Linked DNA regions of Mus musculus: region 2 is linked to region 1. A link is a loop called in an ENCODE intact Hi-C map of the cell type or tissue named here. Cell type or tissue: heart. All regions are shown on one strand. Links, peaks and the distances in the headings refer to the core of each region. The heading gives the core; the rest is flanking DNA.

Evidence for each region. Peaks named below come from ENCODE experiments on the same cell type or tissue, not always from the same donor. Only the 100,000 strongest peaks of a DNase experiment are listed, where the experiment ranks them.
Region 2: a loop joins it to region 1, with 8 times the contacts of the local background. A loop is called at or near these places in 4 of 42 quality-filtered maps.

The regions. Positions count from the first base shown.
Region 1 is chr15:88,812,176-88,826,854 of GRCm38, reverse strand. It overlaps Alg12 (asparagine-linked glycosylation 12 (alpha-1,6-mannosyltransferase)), which reads left to right and starts at 7,537. Exons shown (of 10, transcript NM_001142357.1): 1 at 7,537-7,597; 2 at 10,601-10,788; 3 at 10,865-10,997; 4 at 11,388-11,561; 5 at 12,207-12,401. The coding sequence starts at 10,624. Creld2 (cysteine-rich with EGF-like domains 2) reads right to left here and starts at 7,209. Exons shown (of 10, transcript NM_029720.2): 1 at 7,021-7,209; 2 at 6,842-6,924; 3 at 6,216-6,326; 4 at 5,629-5,720; 5 at 4,720-4,896; 6 at 3,693-3,788; 7 at 3,030-3,113; 8 at 2,112-2,207; 9 at 1,565-1,705; 10 at 174-468. The coding sequence starts at 7,143. The coding sequence ends at 419. In heart, for the core only: a CTCF peak has its summit at 12,014 (motif pointing right); DNase peaks (open chromatin) are centred at 4,811, 5,185 and 7,354; H3K4me3 peaks cover 2,929 bases; H3K27ac peaks cover 1,969 bases.
Region 2 is chr15:88,726,680-88,741,358 of GRCm38, reverse strand. It overlaps Brd1 (bromodomain containing 1), which reads left to right and starts at 7,140. Exons shown (of 13, transcript NM_001033274.3): 1 at 7,140-7,430; 2 at 10,655-12,035. The coding sequence starts at 10,669. Gm41377 (a long non-coding RNA gene) reads right to left here and starts at 7,238. Exons shown (of 3, transcript XR_875560.2): 1 at 5,352-7,238; 2 at 5,068-5,200; 3 at 1-1,578. In heart, for the core only: no CTCF peak of the experiment used is centred there; DNase peaks (open chromatin) are centred at 7,058 and 7,938; H3K4me3 peaks cover 3,285 bases; H3K27ac peaks cover 2,541 bases.

The sequences.
Region 1 (14,679 bases), core at 4,241-12,240:
CATGCGTCCATCTATCTCCCTCTGAGTCCTCATGGGAAGCCCTGGGTCCAACTATCTCCCTGATCCTCATGGGAAGACATGCGTCCATGTATCTCCCAGCTTTGGCAGGACAGGTACAAACTGACTAGTGGTAATGCCCACATTCTCAATGAAACAAACCAACACGTCCTGTTCCTGGTGACCTTCAATGATCATTTTTATTATAAAGAACAATATCAAAATATACAAATCTGTGTAAGAACCACCAAGAAATGCAGCTTTTGAAAGGGCCAAGTGAGCATCAGCTGTGTCCGAGTACGCAGCTTCTCCCTCTGAAGTCTTCCTGGAGAAATGGGGTTCATGTCCATGGGCCACATTTTCTATAGGTATCCTCTCAATAACTTAAAGGGTGAGTTTGGCTTCTGAATCCGGATGCCCGTCACAAATCCTCACGGGAGGGTGGCTGTGTGGGGTTTTCCTCTGTGACTTCTGTCAGAAGACACGAAGGTCACTGAGTTAGTGCCTCAAGGCTGGGTGGGCAGGCAGCTGGAGGATGAGCACTGCTACCCCAGTACCCACTGGTGGGCTCACGCCCTGGGATGGCACCCTGCCTTCCCCCTGACCTAGCAACTTTCTAAGGACAGCTCAGGGTGAGCCCCAACATTCACTAGGATGCTTAGGATGGCACTCCAGAGTCTTAGCCAAGGCTGAGTAGTGAGGTAAGAGGTATGAGGTGGAGGGCAGAAGTCGACGGTAGGCAATGCTGTCCTCTGGCTGCAAAGGTCCTCTCATCCTTGGCATCTCACTGACCACAGGCAACCACAGGCGACCACAGCACACTCAGACGACCACAGTATGCCCAGGTGTGGATGCACAACCGTTTGCTCGGACTGGGCTTCTAGGAAATTCTTCTTACTCTTAGCCACTGAGCACCCCCTGTTCCCAATTTCTATATCTCCCAAGGGTCTGTCAAACTGAACTGTCTCTCTCAAGAAGGGCTGACCTGGCTAGCACTTATGTGGCTTGGCTTAGAAACAGGTCTTTTATAGATAATTAATAATCAGGGTGGGTCCTGTCCAGAATGACTGGTGGTATCTTTATGAAAAGGGAAGGCTTGCACACATAGAGACCACACAAGGACTAGGAAGGTTCTGGAAGGACTGAACAGACCCTGTTTTACAGCCTCGGAGCCAGCCACAGACCCTGACCTCGGGCTGGGGTCCCAGAACCCCAGATCACTCTTTTAGGAATCCTGGGGGATTGGTGCCTCAACAAGGCTGCTCACTCTGCTCTTGGTCTTCGTCATTGGAGCTGTCACACTTGGCTTTTCCTTTCTCCACAACCGCCTTCAGATCCTACCTGAAGCTACTAACCAAACCCTCCTCTGTATGGCCCCTCTCACTCCTGCTGAGCCCTCCTCCTCCATGACCCTGGGTGTGCACTGCACAAACTTTTCACCTGTCCTCTGCTGTCACCAGGGCAACTCTGTGTTAATTTCTTACTTAGCAGCTTTTTTTGCAAGCATCTGGTTAGTCCCAGCCCTGAGCAGGGCAAGCCACCCGACTCCCTGCCTTCTGCCACTCACTGCCTTCTGCTGTCTGCACACAAGCGTCTTCTGTCTCCTCAAAGCCTTCCGGACACACGCACACGAAGCTCCCCGGAACATTGTAGCAGTTTTCGTTTTTCCTCTTACAGGCTTTTTCTTCTAGTGAGCATTCATCTATATCTGAAATGAAAATTCTTCATTTCAGTAAGTGACTACACACACACCCCTTCTACTACGCAAGTTGCTCATTCACAATTCCTTTATCAATGAGAGCAACAGGATGGGATCATGACTGCCCACCAGAGATCAGTAAGGTGCTGAGAGCTTCATGGGCCTTGGTGGCCAGGCCTCAACGGCAGAGCAGAGACATCTCATCGTAAGATAGGAAGCCCAGTGCCCTTGGCAGTGCCCAAGATAGTGGAGGTGACAGCCAAGACCCCTAGAAGCTGGTGTGACATAGGGACTCAGGCAAGTGTGGCTCCAATTGGCACCACACTGTCTAGGAGGGGTTCCCATGGACAAGGGCCCCCTGGGCAGGTGAGGTATTTCTTCCAGAAAGTTCATCCCTAGCAGACAGCTCACTGACCTGTGCACTGTCCACTCTCCTTGGTGTAGCCGGCAATACACTCCTTACAGTTGGCTGGGCCTTTTCCTGTACAGCCCACGCAGGTAGAATCACAGTCTAGAGACACAGAGAGAAGATGTCAGACCACTTCCACTTTGGTGAGGCAAGAGTATCACACCACAAAGCAGACCCTACTGACATGGGGGAACTTAAGAACAAAGCCACCTCAAGTCCAGTGACAGTCTGTTTCCCCAACCAAGACCTCAAATAAGAACAGCTAAGCATAGACTGCAGGCTCTACAATCACAGTCCAGTGTCACAGAGGACATTGCAGCCTGCTTGTACTACCCAGTAGAATTGTAGACACTGGGTGGCAACCTCATCCCTGCCACTCTATGAATCACGTAAGACCCTAAAATACTCATAACCCCTGACTGGCAACTTTGGAAAGCAAAGACTGTGAACAAGGCTGGTTGTGTGATGGTGCACTCCTTTAATCCCAGCACTCAGGAAGCTGAGGCAGGAGAATGTCTGTGAGTTTAAGGCCAGCAGGGTCTACATAGTGAGCTCCAGGACTACACAGAGAGATCTTCTATATGGATCTGTATGGAGTATGTAGAGTTTTCCCTACAAGGGAGAGACTGATGTGACTGAGGCAGCAGCGCACGCTAAGGCAACTGTGATGTATAAAGTAAGTGCTGCATGGAGACGTGCTGGCTTTCTGCATGCCAAGGAAGGAGCCAGAGGCAGCAGCGCATGCCAAGGCTACTGTGATGTACAAAATAAGTGACGCATGGAGATGTGCTGGCTTTCTGCATCATATCCACCACTGATGTCGCCACTTTCAGGTTCCTGAAACCACACCAAGGGCATCCGAGTCACACATGTTGAAGGAAGAGAGAAGCCTACGGAGACCACAGGTCCCAACACTCTGGTCACCTTCACATGTGTACGAGCCGTTGACATTCTCACAGTACTGGCCATCGCTGCACGGAGATGTCTCTGCTGCACACTCATCCACATCTGGAAGAAAACAAGGCTGTGAGCAGAGCAGAGCAGAGGTGGCAGGGCTGAGGCACCACCCGTGTGACGGGAATGTGAGCACCTGAGCCTCCACACAAGCTCAGATCATCTCTTCCTTCAGTACCCCCCCACCCCATCCCCCAAGGCTTTAGACCAGCTTGGCTGAGTTCTGAATTTGCCTAAGGCCAAGCAGCTGCAGAGGGTGAAAGCAAAACTAGAATAGAAGAAGAGGCTGGGCAAGGGGCACCTGAGGCTCGGAAGATCAAGCCTGTAGCAGCTCCACTGAGGGCCTTAGTACAGGGTTTGCTGCACGAAAGGGGCAAGGGCCCAGAAACAGCAGGGCCACACTCCTGGTACTGTGATACTACCAGCTGTGGTGGGGACACTGGCTTAATACAAGTCTGAGTCCCTCTAAAAACCCCACATGCCGGCCATAAGAGTGGCCTTCCACAGCCCCGAGTGGGACGGAGATGAAAGACATCAGAAGGGAGTCAGACCTCCCTGGGATGGTCGGGTCGCCCCATAAGGAACCACCCCCCACTCTCTCTCCCCACCCCATCTCCATGGTATGCGCCTCACCCACACAGGCATCCTCCACACGTGCCCAGCCCACTTCACACTGGATACAGTCTTTGTTGCTTGGACCAGAGCAGGTCTTGCAAGACTCATCACAGGCTGGAAAGCAAAGGCTGTGTCAGGAGGGCCCTTTTGGGAACAGGGTCTCATTGCCTCCCACACTGAGGAAACCTTCCTTCAGGAAGGAGGATTTTTAAGATTGGCAGGAAAATAAAAGCGGTGAAACCAAGAAAACAGCAGCACTTAACTCTGAGTGTGATGTCACCACATCCAGCGTCCCTCTAGTCAGTGACAAGGACTGCTGACTATTTCCTTCACAGTCATAAAACATCAAGTGAACTCAACCAAGGATGCTGCCCTGTGCAGGCAGCAACCATGGCAGCCTAGAAGGCTGGCAAGGCCTGTGCTCCGCTGACTGATTTGACAGGCAGAGCTGACCTCAGTCTCAGAAAGAAGCTGCCCAGGTAACCTTGACAACCCTGGTGAGAGCGAGGGCGTGGGAGGGCCAGTGCTCAGGAGTAGCCTCCAAGGGTCCTGGTTCCCTTTCGTAGCCATGTCTTGTGGGCACAGAAAGTCCTTGTTCCCTCTGAGAAGTTGTTCGATCAACTACAGATACATCTCAGCCTCTGTATCTTGCCTCCGTCTCAAAAACCACCTGGCAGGAAACTGAAAGACCTGTCCACCCTTCTGGGACAGCCATGTCATCATTTCAGGTGATCATATGGAATACGGCCAACTACTAGGTGCTAGGTCATAAAACCAAGGGCATTTGATACAGGCATGATAGAACCTGTCACACAGGCACTGAACCACCAAGTCATTCCCAGGAAGGCTTAAGAAGCAAGTACCTTTCCCTTCCAGGGTAGCTTATGGATACTTCAGAAAGCCCATACTGCCAGGCCTCCTGCACCGGATATGGGGTTAGGGGCCAGGAGGCACTCTGTTCCCAGCTATGCAGCCTCAGCAGAGGGCTGCTCCCCACAGCCTCTCCATCACCCAAGCCAGCCAGACTCTGGGTGCCGGTGCTTACCTGAGCAGATGCTGTGGGTCTCGTTCCTCTGCAAGCTGAAGAAGCCGTCTGTGCAGTCAATACACAGTGGTCCCTTGTAGCCTGTGTGACACTGGCAGGACCCGTCGCCCTGTCTGCTGCCGTCTCCGCTGCAATAGCCGTTTCCGCTGCAAGGCCTCTCGGACCCACCCTGGCACTCTTGGAAGACATAAACTTTTGCTTGGAGCATGCCCCTGGGGTTGGAGCATAAAGCCATTGGGGTCCCTTACAATCTAAACCTGGCACCAATTCCTGCTGAGGGAACAGGGACCTGGAAGCTGAAGGAAAGGGCCAGAGCCAGACACTGACCACCTGGGACCGGCAGGATTAACACTAGAACACCTGTGGGGAGCCAGCTATGGGACAACACACTATGTGCCCGAGAGAGAAAAATCCAATGTTGTATTCAGCATACAGTCAGGGAGAAGGGAACAAGAGCCAGCTCAGCCCACGTGCATGCCTGAAACTGAAACTTCTGTCACCGGATCCAGCCCGACTGATCAACATGACTTGGCTCCAGTCTCAAGGGTCACCTCAGAGAAGGGGCCAGGACTAGGTAAGAATGCTTACCACCCCCAACTCCCATCAGTACAGAGGAGCTCGAGAGACTGTGATCCCTCCCCCTGAACACTCATGAGGGCAAGAGGAGAACTCCCTAAAGTCAGAAGTCAGCAGTGATGCGGGAGCCTATGGCCCAGGTTCACAGCACCAGAGCAGGGGTGGACAGCTATGTATCTGAGGAAAGAGGCAGGGTTCCCCAACTCCACAGAAAGAGCATGCAGTTCAAATTCCCTCTGTGCTTTTAAACACAAGAAGGGCATCAGAGAGGAGTCATGGGAAAGATGCAGGCTCGGATGTCCCGGAGGGGCGGGGGGGGGGGGGGGGGTGTACCTTGACAGTCTGGCCCGTAGGTGCCTGGAAGACAGCACGCTTTCAGTGTGTGTACACAGAACCACTCAAATAGGTTGGGGTGCTCCTTCTTCCTGAGGGTTTTGAAATGGTCATTAAATCCCACGAGACGCTGGCCCGGAGGCACGCACGGCTCAGTGGGGATGCTCCAAGCCTTGGACAGTTTCAAACCCTAAATATAGCACAGGCGTTTTCAAACATATCAGCGGGGGAGTTGACTTTATAAGTTAGGTGTAGTAAGAGATCAGTAACTAACAGTGATAGCCAGACAGTAACGATGCGCTGAAGTGAGGCTTAACCACTCCAATTTTCACTTCTTAACTTCAGGCTGAAGCAACTAAGGACCTCAGGTGATTCGGGCTAGGAGGCACTGTCCACGCCCTCAAGGCTATGTGATGGGGGAAGCAAGGGTCAGGTGTGCACAGGACCTCCTTGGAAGCTTCTAAGAGATGGTGGCAGCGCAGGGGTAAATCGGGATGGGGATGTAGGATATTTCCTGCTTCTCTAGGTTCTCTACTGGGAAGATACTGCAAAATGCGAGATCAGAAGACAGGGTCCCAGGCACTCACAGTGTCTGCCACCAAGCCTCTAGCTGCTCCTCCTGCTGCTCCAAGAGTTGGTTGCACTCAAAGTCACTGCTGTCACACAGACCCTCCATGATCTCCAGAAGCCGGATCTCACTGAAACACAATCTGTCAGCACCCCAAAGCACCAGCACCCCAAAGCACCAGTCTGCTCACTTTACACATGTCCCTCCTAGAGACTACTTTAGCGAAGAGGAGAGTCTCTACAACCACAGGCAAGGTTAGTCAGTAAGGGGAGGCTAACCGGGGGGTGTGCAGCGGACCCAGGAATGGTAGGCCCCTCCATCCCTACAGCATGAGAAAGGGAGCTTATTCCATTAGTCAGGGAAGCCAGAAGTCTCTAGGAGGGCGAGGGGCTCCAGTCTGAGTTTCCAAAAGGCCCGTGTGCGTGTGTGTAAAAGCCTTCCAGTGTCTGTGCGCACAGAAGTGGCCGTAGGGAGTGTGGAAACCACAGACCAGTTGAGTGGCCAGAGGCAGGGACGACCATTGACAGGTGTCCACCACCATCGAAGGGGTTCCTCCGTGTGCCGGTGGTCTGCACCGACCCCAAGGTCTGACCACCGATTCACAGACCGCGACCGCACATCCTCGCACTTCTTGGGAACACTCACCTGAATTCGTACTTAGACAGCGTCTTCTCTTCCCACGCCGTGTTGCCGCCACCGAAATTCTTCCTGGCCGTGTTGGCCATCCCCTGTAGTGGAGGTGGCACCAGCTCGATGGGCTACCGTGAACCCCGCCGCCAGCCCCTGCCCCAGCGCCGCTGCCCCGGACCCCGCCGCCCGCCCACCTGGTTGAACTTGTCCACCAGCGTCCGGCATCTCTGGCACATCGTCGGCTTCCGGGAGGCTACGGCCCCGGGCGGCGGCAGCAGCAGCAGCAGCCCGAACGCGGCTGCAAGCAGCAGGTGCATGGCGGGAGGGCTGCCCGGCGACCCACCGAGAACTGCGGCGGAGTCTGAGCCTCCGCCCACCGGCCCGCGCGCCGGCCGTTCCCCGGGCTACTTGACTGCGTCGCCGAGGCCCCGCCCACCTTTCACCCCGCGCGCTTCTATTGGCCGGAGGAATCCCCCTTGCCTGATGTGGACCAATTGAGGCTCGCCACGAGAAGCCACCAATGAGAAGGCCCCGGGTCAGCGTCCCGCGAGAATGAGGCAGAACCGTAATCTTCTATCGGGTCCCCATGCCCCGCCCTCCACGAGTGGCCATCTTTTCTCCGGGCGGGAAGCGCCAGCTGCGGTCGCCAGCCTGGGCAATGGTGGCCATGTCAAGTTCGGGCAAAGACTTGGCTTCCGGGCCCGGTTTCCGCAGCCGGCTTCCTGCCTTGGTCAGTCTGCTCAGTTCCGCGGGGTCCTGCGGAGAGGAGAGGTTAGCGCGCGTCGCCGGGATTGGTGTACTCGGGCGGGAGGTGGCGAAGCTGGGGTTCTCCCGAGCGCGCGTGACGGCCTTTGAGTTCCTCAACCCGGGGATGGACCTGTCACTTAGAGGCTGAGCGTGTCCCTGGGGGCGGGACATCTCGCCCGAGGCCTGGACCGTTCATCCATCCTCCTCACCTGGCGCCCGGAGCTGTCATCCGTAAACAGAGCTCTACATCTGGGTCCTGCTCAGTGTGGTTGAGGGGGCCCCAGTGGTCGACATTTCCTCAGGGGCCTCAGGCAGTGAGTTCACAATGACCTTCCGAACTTTAAGTGACCTGAGGGAGGAGGAGGAGGAGATGTGGACTATGTGTATTTTAAAGAACATCTGATTGTATAAATAGTAACAGTTTAGTCTGGTCTTTGGTTTACAAGTAAGTTCATCTACACCAGCTAACACTTCCAGGTTAAAGCCACAATTTGAACGAATGATTCCCACAGTTCCCTTGGAAGCTTTGGAATCACAATGGACAGGGACGACAGGATCTTTGAAGGGTACCCCCTAATCTGAGATGCCCTCCTCCTCCACGCCACATTTGCGAAGAGTATAGCTTTTAATTTTTTAAAGATTTGTTTATTTTATGTATATGAGTACACACGGTAGCTGTACATAGGGTTGTGAGCCTTCATCTGGTTGTTGGGAGTTGAATTTACGACCTCTGCTTGCTCTGTGCATCAGATCTCATTACAGGTGGTTGTGAGCCACCATGTGGTTGCTGGGATTTGAACTCAGGACCTTCAGAAGAGCAGTATAGCTTTTTGGAGCTTGGCTCCTGGAGCTTAGCCATTAGCATCTCTTCTTCCCTGCAGCTGCCCCCATTCCTGTGATAGGTGTTTTGTTTTGTTTTTTTTTTTGGTTTTTTGAGACAGGGTTTCTCTGTATAGCTCTGGCTGTCCTGGAACTCACTCTGTAGACCAGGCTGGCCTCGAACTCAGAAATCCGCCTGTCTCTGCCTCCCAAGTGCTGGGATTAAAGGCGTGCGCCACCACGCCCGGCTGATAAGTTGTTTTTATGTACTGGTGAATAACTCCCTTGTATTGTTTCTGCTCCTGGTTGAGCGGTCCAGCTCACCCTGGTCTCCTGTTGTCTTTGAAAATAGCTAGCCGGGCGGTGGTGATGCACACCTTTGATCCCAGCACTTGGGAGACAGAGGCAGGCGGATTTCTGAGTTCAAGGCCAGCCTGGTCTACAGAGTGAGTTCCAGGACAGCCAGGGCTACACAGAGAAACCTTGTCTCGAAAGAAACAAAAAAACAAAAAAGAAAGAAAATAGCTGCTGTTGGTCCTCAGCAGAACACACACCCCTTTGTGGCTGTGAGGAAGGAGGAGGATCGGGTGAGTTCTGTGGGTAATAGCCCACCCTAAAGCTTGGGTTTCCTTCAAAGGTCTGCAGAGCAGATAGTTGAAGCAGCGAAGTTGGAGTCCCTGAAGCAACGCATCTCGCACTGCTGCCTCCCTCGATGGCTTGGCCTCTTCCCCATCCTTTTCAATACCAAGGATGGCCTTGAACTTCTAGTCCTCTTGCCTCTTACCCCCTAGGTGCTGGGATACACACATATATTTACATACCTGGGGTTTATCCGGTTCTGGGGACCGAACCCAGGGCTTCAGGCTCTTAACAAGTTACCCAGGTTGACCTAGACCTCTTGTTTCTCCTGTCTCAGCCTCCCAAGTACTGGAATCCTAAGTGTGCATCACTGTACCCCAGTATGGTTTTGTGCCAGGTTGGGAACTTTATGTACATGTTGTTCTATAACCTAATTAGTCAATCGTCACACTTTCTCAGTTCAGGACTTTTTATTGGGTCTAACTCAGCTGGGCATAGTCAGACGTGGTGGAGTGTTGGCCAGACTCACTGTAGCCTTGCAACCGAACTTGGAATAAGCAAGTGCACGCTGTGGCTTATTTACACTCACTAAAGTCTTTATAATATGCCTTTGCGCAGGGCTGGGGAATACCTGTGGGGCATTTTCCTGATTGGTGATGTGGTAGGGCCCATCTCACTGTGGGTGATGCTATCCCTGGGCTGGTGGTCATAGGTGCCATAAGAAGGCAGACTGAGCAAGCCATGAGGAGCAAGCCAGTAAGCAGCACTCCTTCTTGACCTCCATCCACGTTAATCTCCTGCCTCCAAGTTCCTGCCTTGAGTTTCTGCCCTTAGTTTCCTTGGATCGTAAGCTGTAAGATGAAATAAACCCTTTCTTCCCCCAAGTTGCTCTTGGGTGTGGTGTTTTATCACAGAAATGTAAACCCTAACTGAGACCATAGGAATTATGAGCATTATTATATTTCACGGGGCTGGGGCTGGAGAGGTGACTCTGGTTAAGAATGCTGACTGGTCTTTTAGAAGACCAAAACTCAGTTCCCTGCACCTACACAGCACCTCACAACTGCCGGTAACTCCAGTTCCAGGGAATCAGATGCCCAGACATACATGCATATATACACATATATACATACACACATGCATGGGATTTATTAGAGTGGCTTACAGACTGATCTAGCTAGTTAATAACGGCTGCCTATGAGTGGGAGGTCAAGGAATCCAGTAGTTGTTCAGTGTACAAGGCTGGATGTTTCCCTCAGGTGGGCTTCAGTATACACTGGGGTCCTGAGGAAACAGGAACCATTGCCAGTGAAGGAATGGATTTGCCAGGAGACCAAGAGCAAGCTTCCTTCTTCCATGTCCTTTACAGAGGTTGCCAGCAGACGCTGTGACCGGATCAAAGATGGATCTTCCTACTTCAGAAGATTTACTTAATAAACAATCCCTCACCGGGGTACTCAGCTGCTTGGGTTTTAGTTAACTTCAGATGTTGTCAAGTTGACAGAATAGCCATCTCAAGGGGTCTTGTGCTTCCTCTCCTCCACATCTTACCTGTGTGACCTCAAGCCACGTCTTAGGAATGTCTGACCGTGTAAGGTAACAGTGTTCCTTGTCTGTGTCTCTGTGAAGGCGCATGAAGTTCAAAGCTCTACATGGCTGGCAAGAAGTCATCGGGCAAGCGGTCATGGCCGCTTCTGGGGCTGCTGGTCACTGTAGCCACCATCCACCTGGTTATATGTCCCTACACCAAGGTAGAAGAGAGCTTCAACCTTCAGGCCACACATGACCTCCTGTACCACCAGCTGGACATAGACAAGGTGAGGCACTGCACCGAGTGAGCGGACGCTTGCTTCACTTGCCCAGCCTGTGCGCTGACCACTCTTCTCCCTGCAGTACGACCACCACGAGTTTCCTGGAGTTGTTCCTAGGACGTTCCTCGGGCCGCTGGTGATCGCAGCGTTCTCCAGCCCCGTGGTTTATGTGCTCTCGCTTTTAGAAGTATCCAAATTTTATTCTCAGCTGATAGGTAAGGGCCTCACAGGGGCAAGAGCTGTGACATCACATGGTCACAGGTGGGGTGGGGATGGGGTAGGGTGGGGGTTGGCTGGACTCACTGTAGCCTTGCAGCCAGACTTGGGACAAGCAAGCAGGCCCTGTACCTTAGACTCCACAAAAGTCCTCATGACATACTTCAGCAGCCAGCCAGCCAGGACTGTGGGACTGAAAGGAAGTCAGAGGCGTGGTTTGTGTGGGTCTCCGTCCACACACAGGCCCCATGGCCACTTCTGGTACAGATGTGAGCTCCTATGTAGTGTCTTGCATATTGTCACTGAGTGCCACTGCAAGTGACACTGGCTTCATCTGTGTTTCCTGTTGAGTCATTCACATCAGTGACTTTTTTGCTCATTTCATTTAGTCAGAGGAGTCCTTGGGCTTGGTGTGATTTCTGGACTCTGGACATTACAAAAGGAAGTGAGACAGCAGTTCGGAGCCACGGTGGCTGTCATGTTCTGCTGGATATCAGCCACACAGTTTCATCTCATGTTCTACTGTACGAGGACACTCCCCAACGTGTTGGCCCTGGCTGTGGGTATGTAGCTTCAGGCTCTGCCTTCTGACTCCTCACAGTGTACACACATCTGCTCCTGGCATTGTCCCCCACCTCCTGGGCTCCTCATAAACTGCTCAGGGTCTCTTCCTCTGGAAGCAGGCCTCTCTGTACTCAGGGCTGGTTCTTCTAGAGAACACTACCCTGAAGCACCTGCGTGCCAGCCCAGCAGACATTCTGTCTGGGCAAGCAAGCTTCTCGGGTTTGTCTGTGTATATTTTGGGTTTTAGTATTTTGGGTCATAGTCCTACAATGTAGTCCAAACTGGCTTTAAATGCTAGATCCCCCTGCCTTAAACTCTGAAGTGCTGAACAGCTTCTAGAGTGTATGTATGTATTTATTTATTTATTTATTTAAGTTTTTGCATGTATGAGTATTCCATATGTATTTAAGCACATAATGTGTGTACAGTACCTTCAGAGGCCAGGAGAGGGCATCAGGTCCTCTGCAACTGGAGTTACAGACAGCTGTGGGCTGCCCTGTGAGTGCTAGGAGTGAAACCTGGGTCTTCTTCAAGGACAGCCAGTTTCTAAATTGCTGAACCATCACTCCAGCCCCCGCAGAGTGACTTGGGGGGGTGTTTTATAAGAAAGCGAGCCCCCTTATCGTGCGTTTCGTGTTTTGCAGTCTTACCAGCCCTCACAGCCTGGCTGCAGCGGAGGTGGGCCCTGTTTGTCTGGCTCTCAGCCTTCGTCATCATTGGCTTCAGGGCTGAGCTGGCCATGCTGCTGGGCATTGCGCTGCTGCTGACCTTGTACCAAAGAAGACTGACGGTGGCCAGAGTGCTCCGACACGCCATCCCAGCAGGGCTTCTCTGTCTAGGCAAGTTGGCATCTCTGGTTTGCCTGTGTGTATTTCTTTCAGTTTGGGGTTTTGGTATTTTGAGACAAAATCCTCCTGTCTTAGTTACTGTGCTGTTGTGAGGACATACCATGACCACGGCAGCTGTAGAAGGAAACTTTTCATTGGGGCTGGCTTACAGTTCCAGAGGCTAGTCCAGGATCATTGTGGCAGGAAGCATGGCAGCAGGAAGGCAGGCATGGTGCTGGAGCTACACCCTGATCTACAGGCAGCAGGCAGAGAGACAGAGACAGACAGACACAAACCAAGACTGGGCCTGGTGCATCCTGATCTGCAGGCAGCAGGCAGAGAGACAGAGACAGACAGACACAAACCAAGACTGGGCCTGGTGCATCCTGATCTGCAGGCAGCGGGCAGAGAGACAGAGACAGACAGACACAAACCAAGACTGGGCCTGGTACATCCTGATCTACTGGCAGCAGGCAGAGAGACAGAGAGACAGAGACAGACAGACACAAACCAAGACTGGGCCTGGTGCATCCTGATCTGCAGGCAGCGGGCAGAGAGAGAGAGACTGGGCCTGGTGTGGGCTCATTTGAAAACTCAAAGCCCAGCTCCACTGACACACCCCCTCTAGTAAGGCCACACCTCCTAATCTTTTCTGAACTGTCCACCAACTAGAACCTAAATATTAAAATGTATTAGCCCTTGGGGGATATTCTTATTCAAACCATCACACCCACTGTATAGCGCAGGCTGGCCTCATATCTGAGCTCCTCCTGCTTTAGCCTCCACGGTGCTAAAATGACAAGTGTGTCAGTTTGAAACTTGGTGTGTGCATATTGTGTGGCATCCAGAAATCAGCCTCAGTGTTATCCCTCAGATTAGCCACCTGGTTTGTTCCTAGGTTTGTTTTTAAGATATATTTATTTCTACTTTATGTGTATGGGTTTTGCTTGCATGTTTTCCTGTGTACTACACGTGTACCTGGTGCCCATGGAGGCCAGAAGAGGGCATCAGATCCCCTGGAACTGGAGTTATGGACAGGTGTTAGCTACCATGTAATTGCTTCAGCCTCATACCTGGGATGGGTGTGGGTGTGGATGTGTTGGGGTGGGGTGGGGGTGGGGTGGTTTCTTGAGACAGGGTCTTTACATAGCCCCGGCTGTCCTGGAACTCACTTTGTAGACCAGGCTGGCCTCGAACTTACAGACATCCACCTTCGTAATCTAATCTCCCTAGCACTTAGAGTAAAGGCACTCACCACAAACCTGACTTTTTCTGTGGGTTCTGGGATAGAACTTAGGCCTCCCCCTTGCAAGGAAAGCTCTTTACTAAACTGTTGCCTCTACCCTTGAGATTTGTTTTTTTTTTTTTTTACACTTAACTGTGTGTGTGTGTGTGTGTGTGTGTGTTCTTACCACAATGCACATATGGAGGTTAGAGCACAACTTGTGGGAGTCATTTCTTTCGTACCACCATGTCGGTCTCAGCGATTGAACTCAGGCCATCAGGCTGGGCAGCAAGTGCCTTTACCCACTGAGCCAGCTCACTGGCCCCCAAGAATCCTTTTTTAAATTTTATTTTATTTTTAATTATGCATATATACATGTATGTGTCTGTGTGTGTGGAAATATGTGTGCATGATTGTAGTCACTCATAGAGTCCAGAAGAATACCCAAGAATTGTGACAGGCAATTGTGAGCCTTCCCTTGTGGCTTCTGGGAACTAAACTTGGGTTCTCTGAAAAAGCAGTATTCACTCTTCACTGCTGAGTCATCTCTCTAGTCCCCTTTATTTATTTATTTATTTATTTATTTATTTATTTTTATTTTTTTGTTTTTTGAGACAGGGTTTCTCTGTGTAGCCCTGGCTGTCCTGGAACTCACTCTGTAGACCAGGCTGGCCTCAAACTCAGAAATCTGCCTGCCTCTGCCTCCCGAGTGCTGGGATTAAAGGCCACCACGCCTGGCCCCTTTATTTTTTTTTAAAGATGTAAACAAGATTATCTGAACTTTGGCAGCAGTAGAACATGCCATTTCTGTCCTAAACGTAGCTTCTACTTGGAAGCCTGCATCCACCACTGTCCTTCAGGCTGCTTGGACAGACAGGAGGAGGGCAGTATGTCAGACACTGGGGAAGATACTCGATGAGAGATGGTGTCACCATTAGCTCCTTTCATGGGAAGCCGCTGGCAGTTTCTGTGGCCGGCAGTCACTTTGTGAGGCAGTTAAGCACAGTGCACATGTGGGTTGAGGCTTGAATTTTATAGTTGGCCATGTTCCTTACAGAGGACACT
Region 2 (14,679 bases), core at 2,227-10,226, 83 kb after region 1:
CACTTTGCAGATGCTTGGTGTCCAGTTCAGAAGTTTATCTTTGACACATGCATGGGTTCCTTGGGGTCTGTTCTCTGTGGACCTCACTAACCTTGAGTGTGCAGGTTCACGTCTCTGCTGGTTTTTTGGGAAGTTTCTCCTATAGGATCTTCAAATATTTTCTCAGCTGCATGATTCTTCTTGGTCTCCAGGACGCAGATCCTGTCAAAAACTAGATTTATCTTTAATTGTTCTATGAATCCCTAAGATTATGTTCAATTTCTTTCCATCTATTTTTTCTCTATTGTGCAGTTGGGCAATTTTTATGACCTTATCCTCCAATTCAGAATCTAGACTCATTCCTATGTCATGTTTAATTTGCTATTAAATCTATCCAGTAAGTCTTCAAAAATGCCAGATCACAGCACTCTGTAGGCAGAGGCAGGTGGATTTCTGAGTTTGAGGCCATCATGGTCTACAAAGTGAGTTCCAGGACAGCCAAGGCTATACAAAGAAACCCTGTCTCGAAAAAATCAAAAATCAAAAATCAAATTAACAAAAAAAAAGGAGATTTGTTGTCCCACTGTCTGGAGACCAAAAGTCTGAAATGAGTGTCTGTAGAGCCACACCCTCCTGGGTCTTCGAGCTCTTGGTGGCTGTCAGTCCTTCAGCATTCTTGGCTTTGCGGTAACATCACTGCAGTCTTTGTTCCACTATGTCTGTGTCTAAAATTTCCCCTTTCCCACAGGATATTAGGCACAGGCGTGGGGCCTGGCTTAATGATAGGACCTTGATTATACCTGTGAAAACTGTTTCCAAACCAGGCCATGGTTCAGGACTTTGATTGATTAAAACAGCTTTGTATGAGACACACTTCTTCCTACAGTGGAGGGAGACAACAGAGCAATTTGGGGATAAAGGCTGAAGCCGAGTCTTCAAGGGGTTATAGCATCCTAGAGGCCCACTGGGCTTCTTAGAGAAGATGCTCTGCTGAGGAATGCCTCTCAAGAACTTACAAACGTGACTCATACAACTCTAAAGCAAAGTAGAGTCAGATATTTGTTTAATCACCAGTGAGCAAAGCCAGCACATGATGGTAAAACCACCTCATGAGACTGAAGAGCGGCATTTACAATGGCTGACACAGAGCGTGTGTGAGGAGGTTTGCTAACCTAGATTACAAAGTAAAACTGTTAAAGCCCTTCAGGGCCATCACACTGCCGTTTTTCTATCATCTTTTCCCCTAGGCAAAAATAATTTTCTGTGTTTCACTATTGAATTTATTTGCACGCAGACAAGAATCATTTAACTTAGCCATCTGTTTTCTGCAAGTTAAAAGCCTACCTTGACTGACTTGTAAAAGACCATAATTAATGGTCCAGCAAGATGCATAAATTAGGAGTCAGAAAATTCCCCTGGCAAGTCTGCTGGACAACACTCAATCTGCTGTTGAAAAAAGACACATGCCGCTTGTTTGCCTAATTGTAAATTCTAGAAAAGCTTTATTAGTTCCTATTTGTGATGATAATCTTCAAGGGTTATTGTTGTACCAGGAAAGACAGTTTCCTTGTATGCTGACCTGATTCATGCACACCGGCCCTGTAAGAAGAGGTGGCAATTAACATGATGAACCTCCTTCTTAAGTGGTATATCTAAGCCATGAATTACGCAAGACCAGGGCCGGAATATCAGCTCTGTTTGAAGATGTCATCATGAGGAATGTAGGACTGAGCATCAATTATGCCCAAGCTATGCTCTCATTTGCATTTCTATCCCTTGATTAGGAAACCGAGCCAAACTAGTCTTCAAGTTTGCTTATAGCCTCTGTGCATGGTAGGGGAGTTTTCATCCCCTCCTTGGCCTCACTGGCTACCATGGTTCCTGCCTTTCCAGACCATGTCTTTCTTTGTGTAGGGCTGGGCCTTTGTATGTCAGAGTACAGGTGCCTGGCCAGTGTGGGTCTGAGGGTGGTGTAGAGAAACAAATGTACTCTAAACGTTGTTCCTTTATGGTGGGCATGCCATGTGACTCATGAGAAAGTTAAGACCTTAATGGGTTTTTTTTGTTTGTTTGTTTTTTGGTTTTTTCAGACAGGGTTTCTCTGTGTAGCCCTGGCTGTCCTGGAACTCACTTTGTAGACCAGGCTGGCCTCGAACTCAGAAATCTGCCTGCCTTTGCCTCCTGAGTGTTGGGATTAAAGCCGTGCGTGACCACGCCCAGCTGACCTTAAAGGTTTTAATGTAGGGCATTGGTTACATACAAAATTTGATTTCCCAGTGAAGAGGACAACTGATTTCTATCATAATTATGTAAATCATTCTATTTTTGTTAAGAAGAAAGGTTATAAGCCAGACATGGTAGCAATTCCAGTGATCTCAGCACTTTGGAGGCAGGGGTAGGAGGGCTAAGTTTAAAGCTCGTCTAGGCTACACATAGAGAGTCCTAGGCTAACCTGGACAGCCAGATTGATTCTACCAAAAAACAAAAGAGTAAGCTGTCTACAGTGCTCAGTATTATCAACTTTACAGGTTCTATCATCACCTGGGAGACAAACCTCTGGGCACTGCAGTGAGAGAGAGTTTAGATCAGGGTAAGGAAGATGGGAAGACCCACCCCTAACTGTAGGAGGCACAGGTCCATTGGCTGAGGACACTGAATAAAAACTATCTTAACTTCTTGTCTGTGGGTGTAGCATGACCAGCTTCCCTCCCATGATGCCCCCGCACCTTTAAACAATGAGCCCAAGTAAGCTCTTTCATCCTTAAGTTGCTTTTGTTATTTTGTCACAGCAGCAAGAAAGGGAACCAATGCAACACTGTAGCAAACATCCGATGGAAAATTCTCCAGACTCAATGGAAAAAAAGGACTAGACTGTTACTTGAGGCATTTCTTTTGTTTTGTGAGGACACAGTTAAAGAAAGGTTTTATTTGTGCCAGAAAACAGATTTGAAAAACTTACTAATGTCCTGTTCCCTGCTCTGTTCTGTCTTGAAGCAGGGGTATTCTGAGGAGCAGTGACACCTCCAAAACCAAGCTTTTGAATGGTGCATACATGGGGGTAGGCCAGGTTTCTGCCTGATGGAGGCCAGAGATGGCCTCAAAGGGGGACTGATGCATAGACGTTTCTCACAGTTAAGTTACAGAAGGGGGGATGGATGGCATGAATCATCTGCTAGACTAGAATGAGAGGTTAACATGGTTTCTAGTATACACATCCCACAACTCATAACCCCTGTTATCCCAGCTCCAGGCTTTTACTGCCTCTCTGGGCACTGGGCTCATATGTGCAAACCCACACATATACACAGAATTTAATCAATTAAAAGTCACTAGTTATTATAAAAAATAAAGAATTTAAAAAAGATAACACAAAAGAGTTGAGCGTGGTCACATGTGCCTGTAATCTCTCCTCACATTGCAAAGGCTGAAGCAGGAAGATTTTTAGTTTAAGAGCAGCCTGTGCTATACAGGAGGAGTTCCAGGCTAGCTAGATACTGAGACCAACACTACCTCAAAAAAAAAAAAAAAAAAAAAAGTGGACAATAATAACTAACCACCTACCAACCAACCAGATTAAAAAACTGACAGATCAATCTAATTGAGTCATATTTCTTTATTTGAACTATTCATGCCATCTCTTATCCCCTGCCCCAGAAGGGCCTCTTGGTAGCCTGGTCTGCTCCCAAACTAACACTATTTGTGCATTCTCATCACAGTGCTAGGAGTATGTACACACAATAGAATGGCGGCTCATGCCATGTTTCTTATTGGCCATGCTTTAGTCTCTTTTGTTGCTGCTGTTGTTTTTCGACACAAGGTTTCTGTGTAGCCCTGGTTGTCCTGGCACTTGCTCTGTAGACCAGGCTGGCCTAGAGACTAAGGGCTGGGGGTGAAGTGTGAGCCAGCACTGCCCTGCCCTTTATTTAGTCTTTTACCTTTGTCCTTCTGATTGTTAGTGTTGTTGACTTTTCTACCTTTTTCTTACATTTGAAAGCTGTAAGTCACATTTTATGTTTCAGGTGGAAATTGTGACATTATAAATTCTGACATTAAATATTATATATTTTAACATTATAATCCATTTTCTTTGGATTTTTTTTTTTGTTTTTTTTTTTTTGTTTTTATGAGAGGGTTTGGTTTCTCTGTGTAGCCCTGGCTGACCTGGCACTTACTTTGTATACCAGGCTGGCCTCCAACTCAGAAATCTGCCTGCCTCTGCCTCCCCAGTACTGGGATTAAAGGCCTGCGTCACCACCCCCCCTCCCCCCTTCTTTGGATTTTAAAGTGCTTTAATCATACAATGTAAGAACATCACAGTATTTGTATTTCCTGTTGCTTTTTCTCTTCACAGGTGCAACAGAGTTTGACTGAGATTTTTGATACTATCTGACATTAACAGTCCAAACTGGTTTTCTGGCTGAAATCCACGTCTTGCTACTAAATTCACTTTTAATTTTGCTAACATGTATCTTTTAGGATTTTAAAAGATATTTGTTTCAGTAAACTTGACTATATATAGGCTATGAATCCATCTTTCTTGTGCTGTCTCATTTGAACACTAGTTTCTACTGTCTTATGAATTCTAGCTAGGTTCAATTCTTTTAGAATTTTAGTTAATTCCTTCTACAAACATTATCTGGGGCATCATAAAGAAGGTCCTTATTAGCTGGGTGTGGTGGTGCATGCCTTTAATTCCAGCACATGGGAGGCAGAGGCAGGCGGATTTCTGAGTTTGAGGCCAGCCTGGTCTACAGAGTGAGTTCAAGGACAGCCAGGGCTACACAAAGAAACCCTGTCTTGGAAAAACCAAACAAAAAACAACAAAAAAATCCAACCAACCAAACAAGAAAAACCAATAAACCCCCCCAAAACCCAAACAAACCAAAAATGAAGGCCTTTCCTCTCTGATAGCTTTTCGGTTGCTTTAGTCCTTGAAGTTGCAGTTTGTCTTGGTCTCATGCCAGTCTGTGGGATCCCTCCAGCCTACTAAGAATCGCTTTGCCTGAGAAGTCCCCCTCTCCCTCAGTCCTTCCTGCTCTTGAAGCTGTTGTGTCCTTTCATCTTTGCTTTTCTGAGACAGTGTCTTACTTTTGTTTTGTGTGGTGGGAGGTCCTTCCCTCGTTGGTTTGCATTTCATTTTCCTGAGGTAGAGAGAAGGCTGAGGGCTCATCTTGCTTGTTCTTCACGGTCCTGGGATGCTTAGATTCAGATGAGTGGACTTCTGTAGAGGAGGCAGCATTTACAGTTCCTGGCTTTGCGGCAGATGTGTTCAGGCCTCACAGGGTACCCCTACCATGGCTCAGTGGTGTGCATGAAGAAAGTACTAGCTAAACAGGAGGCCTTGCTCGGGAGTGGCTCCAGAATTAACTTACCCTTAAAGACTATTTTTCAGCAGGGCAATTGCCTTTAATCCCAGGACTCTGGAGGCAGAGGCAGGTAAATCTCTTGAGTTCAAGGCCAGTCTGCTCCACAGAGGAAGTTCAGGGATATACTGAGGGGCCTTGTATTGAAAAACAAAACAAACAACAACAAAATGACTATTTTCCAGCCCATAGTTTGGCTACAGTGGGATAAGAGTAGTGGCCAGCCAAAAGCTGCAAGGCACAGATGAGCAAGTCTGCCTTGTCCCAATAACTGTTTGGTGCCACATCCTGAGCTGTGAGCCTGCCCTGCCTGTCATGGGCGGGGAGGAGAGCAGCTCTGCTCACGAATGAAAAGCTCTTCTGTTTACCTGAGAGGTCCAGGCTAATGTCACAGGCACATGACTAGTGCTTCATCACCATGACACCTGTCATAAGCCTTCCAAGGCAACCAAAGAACTACCCAGTCTTCACCCCCATTTCAAAATACTTACAGATGAGTCTCATAATGAAAATTCTCTAGAAGCCACTAACTTTTAAACTAAGGACAAAGTAGACGGAACAAGCTGGAGAGTAAGACCAGTGTCCCTAAGCACCAACCCAAAGGGCCCTGATTTCAAAATCTTCAAGCCTTTTACAGCAGAGGTTCTCAGCCTGTGGGTCACAACCCTTTTGGTCCTGCATATCAGATATTTACATTCATAACAGTATTGAAAATTATAGTTATAAAGTAGAAGTGAAAGAATTTGATGGCTGGAGGCCATCACAGCATTGATCAGCAGCAATAGGACTGTTGAGAACCACTGCTGTAAGTGTTACCAGCTCCTTGGTAGGGATGTCAATGCTTAAATACTTCTATGAGTACAATGCTTATAAGAGGAAGGCCTAAGTCATGGGTGGTGGGCCATGCCTTTAGGGAGGCCGATCTCTGACTACATAGTGAGTTACAGTCAGAATTACATAGTGAGAGTCTGTCTCAAAACAACAAAACCAAAAATCAGGCAACCAAACAATCAAACCACCACCACCAAAGTAAGTAAGAAAGGTAGACAGACAGACAGAAAGAAAGAAAAGAAGAGGAAAGCCTGAGTTGGAGGCATGCCCCCAGACCTGGCTGCCCATAGTTTGAGATTGCTACTACTTGTCCCAGTCACTAGTCATCCTCAAGTCCTTTCCATACCCTCCTCTACCCAACCACTGACCTCGTGCCCTTGTTAATGCCTTTCTAGTGCCACCTTAGGGTTCCCCAGTCCTAGCCATTTATTCCTCAAATAAATCCACCCTTGTTTGGTGATCCCCTCCATCACGGCCCTCATTTCCATTCCCTCCTAACTCATCCTCCGTGAACCACGCTGGTCACCAGACACTATCAGAACCCCACTTCCCCCCCTTAGGATGCATCTCTTGATTCTCTCAAAATACCACTCCCTTGGAAAGCAAGCACTCTCAGGAAACTCCACCTGGCTCTCTAGGGTCAGCATTCTTGCTCTACTCAGTGCCATTGACCCCATAGTAAACACCATTCATCTGGTTACCCTTCTCTTACAGCAGCAGTCCTTCATCCTCAGGAACCCTAGCCTGTCTCCCCCAGAATTCTCCTCCTAGTCACCCCACTTTTGTAGCACTCCTCCCCCATCCGGATCCCCACCCTAACACCCTTCCTGGTCACCCCACTCTCTCCTTCGCGTCCCGCCCCGCCCCCTTATCCCGGCTTGGCGCGGCGCGCGTCGTGGCGGCGGCGGGCGGGGCGCGTCTCGCACGCAGCGCGCCGGGCGGAGCGCTCGCCGCATTGTTTGCTTCGCTGGGGAGCGAGCAGCGCCTCGGCAGGCGTCCGAGCAGCTCCGCGTCCGCGTCCTCCGCCCGGCCGGGCCCCGAGCCGGCCTCAGCCGGCCGTGCCGGCGCCGCCGACCCCGCCCGAGCCGCGGCGCCCTGCGGGCCCGGAGCCGCTGGCCGAGCGCGCCCCGGAGCCCGGCGGGGCACGGCTGCGCGGCCGTTGGCGGAGGAGCCGCGGCGCCATTAGCGCCGCCTCGGCCGCGCCGGCCTCCGCGCCCGCCCGCCCGCCGGGCTCCCGCGGCCGCGGCGCCCCCGAAGGTGAGTGTCTGACGGTCGCCGTTCGCCGCCCGCCTCGCCGGCCGGGGCGGAGGTGCAGGCGCCATGTTTGGAGGCGGCAGCGGCGGCTCCGCATTGTCCGCGGGCGGGGAGGCCGGAGAGTCGGGGCGGCGAGGCCCCGAGGCCGTGAGGCCTGGCGGGCGCGGGAGCCGGAGGGACCGAGAAGGCCGGGCGGACGTGCGCCGCCGTGAGCCGGCGCGGCCGGGGACGCCGGAGATCGGTGCCGGCGGCTCGCCCAAGAGGCCGGGTTCGGGAGGCGAGGCCGCGGCGAGATCGCGGAGGCGGAGGCCGCAGCCGGGTGGGGGCGGAGAGGGACACGGAGGCCGCGGCGGGGTCGGGGAGACAGAGGAGTAGAAGGAGGCCGCCGCGGCGCGGGAGGCGCGGCCAAGAGAATGGAGCGATCGGCAGGGCTCAGTAGGCGGGGAGGCCGCCGGGCCGGGCGGGCGGGCTCTGGGCAGCTCGGCTGTCTGGGCGGCTGGGGCGGCCGAGGGGCCGGGCGTCGGACAGCGGAGGAGGCGGAAGGCCTGGGGTCTCGTGGCGTCTGCCCACGTCCTCGCCCGTAGCCTTGGCGGTGCGGAGCGGGTCGCATTATGTAACAGATCGGTCCGATCTATTTTGCCAAGACAGGAAACTCCCTTGAAGAGGGACGGGCTCGGAAGATTTCCTAAGTGGAGCGGGGCCTGGTATCTCCGGAGCAAGCCCGCAGCTCCGCCACAACTCCGTGGATGAGTGCAGGAAACGCCGAGAAACGAGCGCGCGTGCGCGGCTTTCTTGGGCCTTTAGGAGAGAAGCAACTTTCCTGTGCGCTTAATTTGCAGAAAACGCAGCTCCTCATGGTGCCCTGCAGTTGTGACACACTTACACACACCTAGGAAACGGCCCCCCTTCATGGAGGACATTCACTTCACCCAGCTGCGACTGTTTTAGAGTATCTGTCATCTGGTAACAAGTAGTTACAGAATTTCCCTATTACTTAGTTACTGTTTTATCACTTGTTGGGTCGCGTGCACTGTCCTGAGTCTGTGTTTTTCTCTCCGGATGGTCACCTTAGAGTAAGGTGTGTCTCTTTCCTGTGTGCTTTTACGGTGAGGGGTGGAAGCTAGGAAGAGTTTAAATGGCTTGTCCGCAAACCGGGCCGGAAATGAACGGAGCTGATTTTGAGCATGGAGTCTTTCCCCTCGTTTTGCCGGCAAAGCTTTTTAGGATGCGTTTAGCCCAGTGATTTCTGGAGAAGCATGCTTGTTGCCTTTGCTGATTCCTCCGTGGAGAGATGCTTGTTCCTGCATAGAGCCAGAGGGGTAAAGTGCTGGGTATATGAAAATGAGGAAGTAGATGAGATTGTTGGTCACTGTGCCGGGCAGTACTGTTACATGTCCGCTTTCCCCTGGTCACAACTACCTTTTCAAATTACAGAGTAGCTGTGGCCATTAAGTATTAGGTTCAGTTCTTGTAGAAAAGTGGTTTAAAGACAGTCCTTCAGTGCTCACTAGAAGAATGTGGGATTTGACAGGCTGGCTACAGTACTTTACTGGAGAGGAGAAAATTACATGTTTGTCTTTAATCTGGGAGCTGTTGCTTCTGCCCGTGGTTCTTTTTGGGAAGGATATGGTGCTGACACCTGGATTTGCACCTATCTCGACTTAGGGATGCCACTAGAGGCCTAGGGCAGGCTAGGGTTGCTTTGACAGTTTCCTGAGAATCCAGTGTTGAGTAGGCACCTGGAAGTGCCTCAGAAGCAGGTGCATTGGGGTCTGGCTGACTACAGTGTCTTCATATTCTTCTTGTTCATAGAGAGATAGTATAGAATGTGGCTTTCTGCAGCTTGTAAAGTCTGTCTTTAAAAATGCATTGTAGAGATTTCCTTTTGGGACTTAAAACATGAAGTCTGCTCTTTGAGGGCTTTTCCCAAAGACTAGTAAGATAACTATGAGTTGTGAGTTCAGGCTCTGGTGCGCGCGTTCTCTCTCTCTCTCTCTCTCTCTCTCTCTCTCTCTCTCTCGCCCTTCCTCTGGACTATCCTGATATTTCAACTTGGTATATTTGGGAGTCAGTCTAACTCTACTTCTTGTCAGTAAAATAGGTTTGTTGAGCTGGAGGGGCGCGAGCGAGTGCTCCTGGCACTTGATGCTCCATGTGCTCATTCTGCTTGCCCAGTGGTTCTGAGTGGGCTTGTCTGCTCATAAGGTCCATAGATACCACGGCATGTCAGAGTCCACTACAAGGAATGCGAATATAGGCTCTTGGCGCCCTGGTTTTGTCCATCCTGGAAATGAGCAAATCTCTGCATTGAAGTTTTCAGGCGTGTGAGCCAGAGATAAAGGGTGGCGGGGAGGCCACTGCAGGCTGTGGTTTGAGGGAACCTGTCCTTTCTTGGGAGCAAGAACTGAGCATTTTCAGGTGTGTCAGGAAGAGAGCAGAGATGGCCCTTGATTATCTTGCCCACTGCTAGGTTTGCTTGAAGAGTATGTGGCTTAGCATACCCAGGTCCTGGCCTAATGAGAGGGAAAGGCTGGTGGTGCCCACGGCAGTTTCCAAGGTGGTCACTGCTGAGGTGTCCTGAAAGCTACACTGTGCTCTTGGGGCAAAAATATCCCACAGATCAGCTCAGCGTTCCCTTTAGTCCTGTGTAGGATGTGTTTGTGGAAAGAATGGACTACTCTATGCTGTTGACTTATGGAAGCTTCTGGGCCCCTGCAGGAAAGTTCCCAGGAGCGCTCTGCTGGGCAGTAGTGAGAAAGAAAGGAGGTTGCTTAGGAATTGCTAAGAGTAGGTGGCCACAGCCCAGTAGGCGGCTGCTTTGTGGCCACAGGTCTCTGCTGTGAAGTCTGGCAGAAAAACAATCTATACTTGTAGGAGAGAGGCCTCGCTCTTAACTCTGGAGACTGTGTTGCTGTTTGGGGCTTACTTTTGGCTTGGTCTAAAGAGGTGTCTTGTGGGTGGAATGCACCTGTGCCCTAGCTATTCAGCAGGAACCCTGAGGGCTGCAGCTTCCTGCTGTCTCCGGCCTTATCTGTACCTTTACCTGGGTGTGGTGAGGGAGAGGCTTGCTGAAATGTGAGACATTGTTTGGAAGTCTTCTTCAGAGCCTTTAAACTCTGAGCTTTGTTTGCGGGAGATTTGTTAGTGCTACCCAAGCACATTTTGTAGTTCTCTGAAGGCTTCTGTCATCCTGCATAGAGGTAACTTTTCCTTTGACTTTATTTTAGGTAATCATTGCCAAATGAGGAGGAAAGGACGATGCCATCGAGGTTCTGCAGCGAGGCATCCTTCTTCCCCGTGCAGTATTAAACACTCCCCCACTCGAGAAACACTGACCTACGCACAAGCTCAAAGGATGGTGGAGATAGAAATCGAAGGGCGCTTGCATCGGATCAGTATTTTTGATCCCTTGGAGATCATACTAGAAGATGACCTCACTGCTCAGGAAATGAGTGAATGTAACAGTAATAAGGAGAACAGCGAGAGGCCGCCTGTTTGCTTAAGAACTAAGCGTCACAAAAACAACAGAGTCAAAAAGAAAAATGAAGTCCTGCCCAGCACCCACGGCACACCGGCGTCAGCCAGTGCCCTTCCCGAGCCCAAGGTGCGGATTGTGGAGTACAGTCCTCCCTCTGCACCCAGGAGGCCCCCTGTGTACTACAAGTTCATCGAGAAGTCAGCCGAGGAGCTGGACAACGAGGTAGAGTACGACATGGATGAGGAAGACTACGCCTGGCTAGAGATCATCAATGAGAAGCGGAAGGGTGACTGCGTCTCTGCCGTGTCACAGAATATGTTTGAGTTCCTGATGGACCGCTTCGAGAAGGAGTCTTACTGTGAGAACCAGAAGCAGGGTGAGCAGCAGTCCTTGATAGATGAGGACGCTGTTTGCTGCATCTGCATGGACGGGGAGTGCCAGAACAGCAACGTTATACTCTTCTGTGACATGTGCAACCTGGCTGTGCACCAGGAGTGCTATGGGGTACCCTACATCCCCGAGGGCCAGTGGCTTTGCCGCCACTGCCTGCAGTCTCGGGCCCGCCCTGCGGATTGCGTGCTGTGCCCGAATAAGGGCGGTGCCTTCAAAAAGACAGACGATGACCGCTGGGGCCACGTGGTATGTGCCCTGTGGATCCCAGAGGTTGGCTTTGCCAACACGGTATTCATTGAGCCCATTGACGGTGTGAGGAACATCCCTCCTGCCCGGTGGAAACTGACATGCTACCTCTGTAAGCAGAAAGGCGTGGGTGCCTGCATTCAGTGCCACAAAGCAAATTGCTACACAGCATTCCATGTGACATGTGCCCAGAAGGCTGGCCTATACATGAAGATGGAGCCTGTGAAGGAGCTGACTGGAGGCAGCGCCACGTTCTCTGTCAGAAAGACTGCTTACTGTGATGTCCACACGCCTCCAGGCTGTACCCGGAGGCCGTTGAACATTTATGGAGATGTTGAAATGAAAAATGGTGTGTGTCGAAAAGAAAGCTCAGTCAAAACGGTCAGGTCTACGTCCAAGGTCAGGAAAAAAGCAAAAAAGGCTAAGAAAACACTGGCTGAGCCCTGTGCGGTCCTGCCGACCGTGTGCGCTCCGTATATCCCCCCTCAGAGGTAAGTGCATCTGAGCTTCCGGCTCCGATGGGCCTGAAGGGAAAGACTTGATGGTGGACACAAATCCGGGCCAGCAGGAGTTCTGCCACACCTCTGTCCCACTTCCTGATAGTCTTCGTCCTAAGTTGTAGCCTTTAATTGACTGGCTACTGTGGAGTGGGGTGTAAAGTGTAAGGCACGGATTGGGATAGTTTACAGTTGTCACCTGTTGGCCTGGAATATAAGGTAGGTACACTCACGGGAGCCACAGCCACACTAGTATTCATTCAACCCTGGGTTTCTGGACTTCATAGCATCCTAAGTTTTGTTTCTAGCTATAATGCCGTTAAACTCCCTTATTACCAGATTTGAGGACCTTGTGTGAAAGCATCTGGTTGGGAAAGTGAACTACCATCCTCAGTAAGGTAACCTTTGAGGTGAGGTTAGAACAGGAGCTGCTGTCAGCAGGCAGATGGTGGTCTGTCTTCTACTGGCCTTGAACTCACAGGGATCCTCTGCCTGCCTCCCAAGTGCTCCCACCATACTTGGCACATTGTATGTTCCTGGTGGGAGGACTTGTCCTCTGCAGTTTAGGGACTGCTTCAGCTTCTTCAGTCTGCATTGGGCTGCCCTCTCTCCTGTATCTTCTCCACTACTCTCTGGTTTGCTGTTTTTGTTCCATTATTTCAAAAAATGTTCCTTTTCACATCATAGCCTGAGGATGCCAAATAAATCCACTCTTTTTGTATCTGTTTGAACCCTTTTTTGAGCCTTAAGGAAGTAATTTTCTGTGAAGGGGGTGTGGGCTTTTAGTTGGGTCAGGTCTGTAAAGCCCCAAGGAGATAAAGTTCATGTGAAGCAGACAGCAACCCACATGGGTTTTACTGTAAACTGCTCCATAAAAACGTTCATTCTGTAGCGAACTGGTAGACAGTAGATTTCAGAGGTTTTTTTTTGGGGGGGGGGGGAGATCTGGTCTCTGTATCTTTGGCTGTTTTAGAAAGCCTATAGACCAGGCTGTCCTGGAACTCCATCCGCCTGCCTCTGCCTCCTGAGTGTGCTAGGATTGAAGACATGAGCCACCAGCATTGGCTCAGAACCTGTCTTTAACATAGTGAACATTAGGCTTTTTGTGTTACTTTCTTATGAATGTCTGGTTTGAAGAAATTAATCTTTTTTTGTTTTTGTTTTTGTTTTTTTGAGACAGGGTTTCTCTGTATAGCCCTGACTGTCCTGGAACTCACTTTGTAGACCAGGCTGGCCTCGAACTCAGAAATCCGCCTGCCTCTGCCTCCCGAGTGCTGGGATTAAAGGCGTGCGCCACCACCACCACCGGGGGAAATTAATCATTCTTGCTAGCATGCGGTGATTGATTCCACTATGGAGTTGGGTAGCAACTGCCTTTGTATTAGAGTTTAAAACGGGTAAATAAATGCTTTTTTTTATAGACCTATTCCTACTACTTAGAGTCAGTGAGTCAGAAACAGAGATCTCGTAACCCCTTGTTCAGAGAAGAGTCCTGGTAGAACCAGCATGCCTGACTTCTGTGCCTATAGAGGCGGAAAGGATAGGGTTCTATGAGAGCTCAGGAAAGTTTAGCTTTACCGAAATTGAAGTAAGTGAAGCAGCAGTCTGCTTGCTCTCGCTGGAGTGCCAAATATTCCGTGTTCCAGGTGATGGGTGCGATCCTGCACCCCGGCCTGTGGTTCCTGATGTTCAGGTTTTGGAACATGAAAGCTGCCAGGTGGGTGGGACTTGCAAGGAGGATCTGCAGTGAGAACAAAGACCATCGAAGAAGCTTGAAGCTTTAAAAAAATCTTCCAGGGTCTGTTGTAGAATTCAGCAGATTCTATTTGTGCATTGTGGCCCGTGTTTCCTTCCCCAGACAAGGTCTTATCTGTAGCCCAAGACTGCCTGAGGCTTATGGAACACAAGTCAGGTTGGCCTCAGACTTGTGAGTCTCTTGCTTCAACCCGTCACATGCTCACTGTCCTGTCCTAGCTTGTCTTACTTTGTTTTGTCATGTTGTGTTTTGTGACAGAATCTCACTCTATATCCCAGGCAGGGTTGAAACTTTTTTTAAAGATTTATTTTTTATTTATTTTTATTGTATATAAGTACACTGAGCTGTCTTCAGACACTCCAGAAGAGGGAGTCAGATCTCATTACGGATGGTTGTGAGCCACCATGTGGTTGCTGGGATTTGAACTTCAGACCTTCGGAAGAGCAGTCGGATGCTCTTACCCACTGAGCCATCTCACCAGCCCGAGCCTTGGCCTCTTGAATGATGGATTTAAAAGCATAAGCCACTGTGCATAGCTGCTTGCTACTACTGCTGCTGTTGCTTTTTTAATTAATTAATTAATTATATGTAAGTACAATCTAGCTGTCTTCAGACACTCCAGAAGAAGGCATCAGATTTCATTACGGATGGTTGTGAGCCACCATGTAGTTGCTGGGATTTGAACTCAGGACCTTTGGAAGAGCAGTCGTGTTCTTAACCGCTGAGCCATCTCACCAGCCCCCTGCTGTTGCTTTTTACAGATTTATTATTCATTTTGTATGTGTGAGTGTTTTGCCTGTATGTATATATGTGCGCCATGTGTATGGCTGGTTCCCTGCAGTCAGAAGAGGACTTCAGATGCCCTGGGAGTAGAGTTGCCGA